2 separate regions of the Homo sapiens genome follow, and region 1 is linked to region 2. Evidence: read pairs that join two places in POLR2A ChIA-PET (ENCODE). Cell type or tissue: A673. All regions are shown on one strand. Links, peaks and the distances in the headings refer to the core of each region. The heading gives the core; the rest is flanking DNA.

What was found. Peaks named below come from ENCODE experiments on the same cell type or tissue, not always from the same donor. Only the 100,000 strongest peaks of a DNase experiment are listed, where the experiment ranks them.
Region 1: POLR2A ChIA-PET joins it to region 2 with 5 read pairs; 8 of 35 experiments call an interaction of 5 or more read pairs at or near these places.

The regions. Positions count from the first base shown.
Region 1 is chrX:134,541,545-134,544,463 of GRCh38, reverse strand. It overlaps MIR503HG (MIR503 host gene), which reads left to right. Exons shown (of 3, transcript NR_024607.1): 3 at 465-1,087. Among named protein-coding and RNA genes, the nearest start is that of MIR542, 1.6 kb to the right of the region's middle. In A673, for the core only: no CTCF peak of the experiment used is centred there; a DNase peak (open chromatin) is centred at 1,763.
Region 2 is chrX:134,659,580-134,662,498 of GRCh38, reverse strand. It overlaps a transcript of PLAC1 not described here. Among named protein-coding and RNA genes, the nearest start is that of PLAC1, 2.6 kb to the right of the region's middle. In A673, for the core only: no CTCF peak of the experiment used is centred there; no DNase peak of the experiment used is centred there.

The DNA of each region.
Region 1 (2,919 bases), core at 266-2,765, 120 kb after region 2:
AAGGACAAAAATGTGAATAAAGCAATATTTTAGCCAAACATTTCTGTGTCAATTAAGAAGATTGCAATTCGTTCCAGACTATAAATTCTCTTTAACAACTCCCTAAGGTATTCTTTTAAATTGTTTTTCAGCGTTGCTAAATGTGCATCATAATGTGTGGGAGACTTGTATAAAGTGAATCAATTTATACTCAGCTGATTAATTGACCCGATGTTACCACCTCCAAGGAGGCACCTTTCCACTATTTTCTCATTTTTTCCCCAACACATGTTATTTGTTAGTGAGGAAGCTGCGTGCACGTGGCATTGTATAAAGTTTATTAGACAGACGTGGCCCTTAAACTAGGAAGAGCTTAGTCTAACTCTAAATCTAAAATTCGACATTTCGGTAAGTTGTGAGACAAGATACCCAGGTTGTTTGATAAACCAGAATTGAACATAATTTTTTAAAAATTTAAATCACAGGAATGTTTTTCTTGAAGGCATCCAGCATCTCCAGTTAGCAGTACTGATTTTTTTTCCCCCCAACAAAGGAACACTACATCAACACTGTTGGCGGGGACCTGGACACAGAAGACTCCTGTTTCAAGAAAATACAATCATCTCTCAAAGGCTGTAATTTATATGCATTTTAAAACTCTAGGCATTGAAAACCACCCAAGTGTCCCAAATAGAAGGGTAATATATAATCAATCACTCAGTGTAATATTATACATCCTTTAAAAATGTTATTGGGAAATGTTTTATGATCTGTAAGTCCAAGGAATCCTCTCCCACCATTTCTTTCCCCCCGCTGTTCCCCCATACCCACACTTCTTTGTTCCAATTGGCATGTAAATTTGGTTTTCCCGCCAAATGAGTCAGTCATGATGGGAACCTCAACTGATTTGAACAGATGTGTGTCAATGTTACTTGGAAAACTAGATGTCAATAACCAGGGTCACAGAAAAAGGCAGTGGTCACAACTCTGTAAAAATGTATGCATGCACACAGACAAGAACTAAAGTGGAACCCCACACAGGAAAACAGTGGGCTGTACTCCAGTGCTGGGACATTGAATGACTGTATGCTGCTTTTGATTTCCGTTAATATGGGCAACTGTCCAATTAAAAAAAAAACTCCTAAGGACTCTGCAGTGCAAATTGTTTTGCTGATTGTTTTAAAACACCATACCTATCAACTCATCAAGGCAAATGGGGCAGCGGGGGACTGGGTTCGTTCCCTGAATCCTGGACTGCTATAGAGCTCAGGGCAACATTTGCAGAAAACCTGAGCCTATGAGATGGGAGTTATAGGCAGCTTTCCTGAGGCTGTGTAAGATGAAAATAAAACTAGGTTCAAAAAATATGTTTGGGGAAGATCAATGAGTTTATCGATAGAAGTTAAAAGACTTGAGTCTGGCTATATGCAAGTTGGCATATGTTTTTAGAGATCTTTTTTCCCATTGGCCTGCAGTATGACTTAATCTCATAACCCTAGAATTTTATATATGCATTTGTATTTAGAGTTATTACATGACTCTTAAGCAAAAAAGAGTATATATACATCAAGTGTAGCAAACGTGTATCTCCCTGCCCCCCTACATCCCACTCAGGCCCACCCATTAGTTACTCCTCAGTGAATAAACAAGGATCGGCTAGCTCTTTCATAATATTTCACCTATCTGCCACCTTTTCCCTCCTCCCCAGCTCCACAGCTGATCTCTTTGGCAAGTTCAGCCAGGCTTAAAACCCCTGTGGGGATAGTAAATTGAGCCAAGAGGGAGGAGCCCCGAAAGACTTCCACTTCCTGTGGTTGCTTGGGCCTTTGAGCACTCCCCCTTCCACTACTGAGCTCTATAATCTGAGCAGTTGGTGGGTGTTTGGAAACATGGCCTTGGCTCCACTGCTGGAGTCAGGGAGCTCAGAACACTGCAGCAACCTGCCAGTGAGAGTCTGGGTTGCTTTGAAGCCTGAGTCTCCCAAGGCAGCTCCCTCACCTGTTCCCCCATGTCCACCCCCACCTGCCATCCAGACAAGACTATTACCCTAAGACCAGACCTTCTAAAGGCGTGGCCACAGAATCATCAGTATCCCAACATCTTGCCTTTGTATCGTGTGTTTACATACTTTTCCAAATACTTTGTTTTTTCTTTTTTTTCTTTTTTTAATTTGTGACAACCTTGAAAGACAAACAGAGTTAAGGCAGTCCAAAAAATAATTACAGACAAGAAAACTGGGGCCTCTGGAGGTTAAGGATTTGTCTGAGGCTACTCTCTGGGGGCTCTTCCTCCAGGCCTCATACTGTGTTCCTTATGTCATTACCTGTTCATCAGAACCGACTATGCAGTAGTGACCAGAGCAGGAAATGGAGGTGAATGTGTTTGGTTACAAAAATTCCCGGTGAAACTGGCTAGTCTTATGATGAGCTTTGGCCTATACATTGGACACTTCCTGGGTGAGGCCCAAGATTGGCCCCAGGATTACTAAATAGTGACTATAAGTTACCCAGCCGTGTACAAGTCAATCTGCACAAACCAAAAAAGCATGATTTAAATTCATTTTAAACCTCTGTCCCATGTTTGTTATTTTCTGTAGATTCAATCAAATTATCTTAAGGAAACAAATGAAGTGTCAAGCTATAGGGGTTGACTTAATCTAGTCACTCACTCAATGGAACCTTTTTCAGCCATTGCAAATAATAATGATAGAGAATATACAGAAACCTGGAAAATGCTTATGATATCAACTTAAAAAAAATCAGGGCCACAAAATCACATGGACACCATGATTGAAAAATAGGAGCAGAACCTGGAGGAAACCTGCAAAACAGACATACTTGTTACTTAAGGGTGGTGGGATTAGAGCTGAAGTTTCTTCTTTCTCTACTTTTTCATGGTTTTGTGTGTGTGTGTGTGTGTGTGTGTGTGTGTGTGTGTGTG
Region 2 (2,919 bases), core at 174-2,673:
AGCACTGCTTTGTAGCATTTGCTAGTTTCCCTGACATAAATAGTCCTACCATGGCCAACTTCAGGCTACACAACTTGATGTCACAGAATGTGGAGTTGGGAAGAGATGTCCAGTGGCAGAACATTATATAGTATTTCCAGTATACTGATATAAAAGATATAAGTAACCTCAAGAGCATGGATAATAGCAAAGTGTAGTCAAATAATTAGAAAGGGATGAGTTTCGCATATGTATTAGCTTTGTGGGTTTTTTTGGTTTTGTTTTTTGAGACAGGGTCTCATTCTGTCACCCAGGCTGGAGTGCAGTGGCATGATCATAGCTCACTGCAGCCTTGACCTCCTGGGCTCAAACGATCCTCCTGCCTCAGCTGGGACCACAGGTGTGTGGCACCACACCCAGCTAATTTTTTAAAAATTATGTTTTGTAGAGATATGGTCTCCCTATGTTGCCCAGGCTGGTCTGGAACTCCTCAGCTTGAGTGATCCTCCCACCTCAGCCTCCTAAAGTGTTGGGATTACAGGCATGAGCCACCACACCTAGCCAAGCTTTGTTTTTCATATAATTTATTTTATTGCAAGGTTATATAATTTAATTTCTAATAATGGCTGAATTTAACAACTCAGCTCTCAAAATTAATTTGTCTCTTGTAAGTTGGTATGAGCACACCATTGTGACCATAACAAATTTCAACCTGTCTTTTTTTGTTGGGGAGTAGGTAAAAAGAGAATCTTCACTCAATTTGGTCCATTATTCCTTGTAACAAAAGAATTTACTACAGGGTTTCTTTGAAGCTGGGAGTTTCCCTGGCTCTTCTAAAATAGGAAATGATTTTAGATGTTATTTTTACGTATTTTCAAAAAGAGGTCTGTCTCTATTCTCAACTGCTTCCTGACCACCTTTTGCTTCCAAATAATGAAAACTATTTAAAGGAAAAAGGAACTACTGTAGTGTGGTTTTAAGAAAAGCACATACTTTGCTCTTTCAGAAGTAGTTACACAATACTTCTGCCCATAAACTGGGGAAGAGTTAAAATAGCTTTCCAAGGCTCCTCCCAGGGCTGTGATTTTCCTCTCATCTGCTCAGGTAATGCCACTCATGGTGCTCATTCATTTATTCAGCTATTTGAGCATCTACCAACTGCCCGCCAGTGTGCTGAGCCCCAGGGACACAGCAGAACGCGAGAGAGACATGGCCCCTGCTGAATAAGTAATTACGCAGATCATTATTTACTTATACTTTACATTAGTACCTTAAAGGAGAGCATATAACATAGCGGCCTGATCTATTCTGGGAGATTCAGGATGTGGCATTTAACCTGACACCTGAAGAATGAGTAGAAAGCCATGCCAAGGAAGAGGCAAAAAGAAGTAGAACACCCTTCCTTCCAGGTGATGGGGACATCCTATAGGATGCTTGCCCAAAGCACAGGTACACATACAATACATACACAGATACACAGCATCTCTTTGGTATTAAAATTTAATGGGGGGAGAAATTAGAAAAAAAAAAGACGTCTAAAAAGGCTCCTGGGATGAAGGGGATGATAATTTTTTTAAAACAACATTGAGAAACATTGGTTTATATAAACAACTTGGTGCTCTTGAGCTATTATCACAGCAGTGGCAGAGCTAAGAGGCTGACTCCTCTCATGAGGACTAGCTACAGACCTGCAGGCTCCAGAGGCTGATACTAAGACAGGAAGTTAGAGGACTCATGGTTTCCCACAACTCCAGAAAATATCCTCTGTTATCTTTCAAATACTGCCTCTTCTCATTCTCTCTCTTCCCTCCTTCTGGAACTCCAACTGGACACTTACTGGAACTTCTCATTCTGTCCTCCATGTAGCTTAGCTTTCCTTTCTTATTTTTCATCTCTTTATTCCTCTGCTCTGCATCTGGATAATTTCCTCAGCTCTATCTTCTGGTTCACTCATTCTCTCATCAACTGTGTTTAGTTTGTTGTTTAATCCCTCTGTTGAGTGTTCTTTTTTCCATTGCAATGCCTATATTTCGGTTCTTTTTTGCATTCACCTGTATTTTTCAAACTATTCTATTCTTGCCTTCTAGTTTCTATTCCTTTTTAAAACCTCTTTCGGCCAGGCATGGTGGCTCACGCCTGTAATCCCAGCACTTTGGGAGGCTGAGGCGGGTGGATCACCCGAGGTCAGGAGTTCAAGACCAGCCTGGCCAACATGATGAAATCCTATCTCTACTAAAAAATACAAAAATTAGCTGGGCATGATGGCAGGCACCTGTAATCCCAGCTACTCAGGAGGCTGAGGCAGAAGAATCGCTTGAACCCAGGAGGCGGAGGTTGCAGTGAGCTGAGATCGCACCATTGCACTCCAGCCTGGGTGATAGAGCAATACTCTGTCTCAAAAAAAAAAAAAAAATCTTTGAACATTTTCAGCATACTTATTTTAAAATCCCTTTTAGATTTTCTTATTAGCTGTGGTTCTTAAGGTATGAATTCTTCCATTGGTTGCACTGGTCTTATGGTGGTTTATTTCCTCACGGACTTAGTAAGTTCTAGCTATGCATTCATCCTGAGTCATAGATACAAACACAGATTCATGTGCTATATACCACCTGGGTTTGAATTCTGGCTCTGCCACTTAGTACCTGTGTGACCTTAGGTAAGTTATTTAATCTCTCTGTTCTTCAGTTTCAGTATCTGGAAATCAGGGCTGTTCTACAAATGAGTTATTAGGTTGGTGGAAAATGATTGCAGTTTTTGCCACTAATTTCAACGGCAAAAACCGCAATTACTTTTGCATCAACCTAAATAATATAAGCCAAGCACTTAGGACAGCATCTGGCACATAATTAAGCACTTGGCTAGTGTAATTACTGTTATTTGGCAGGAATTGTTTTACCTTGGAGTCTTATGTACTTTGGGTTATGTGACTGCCTACTCTCA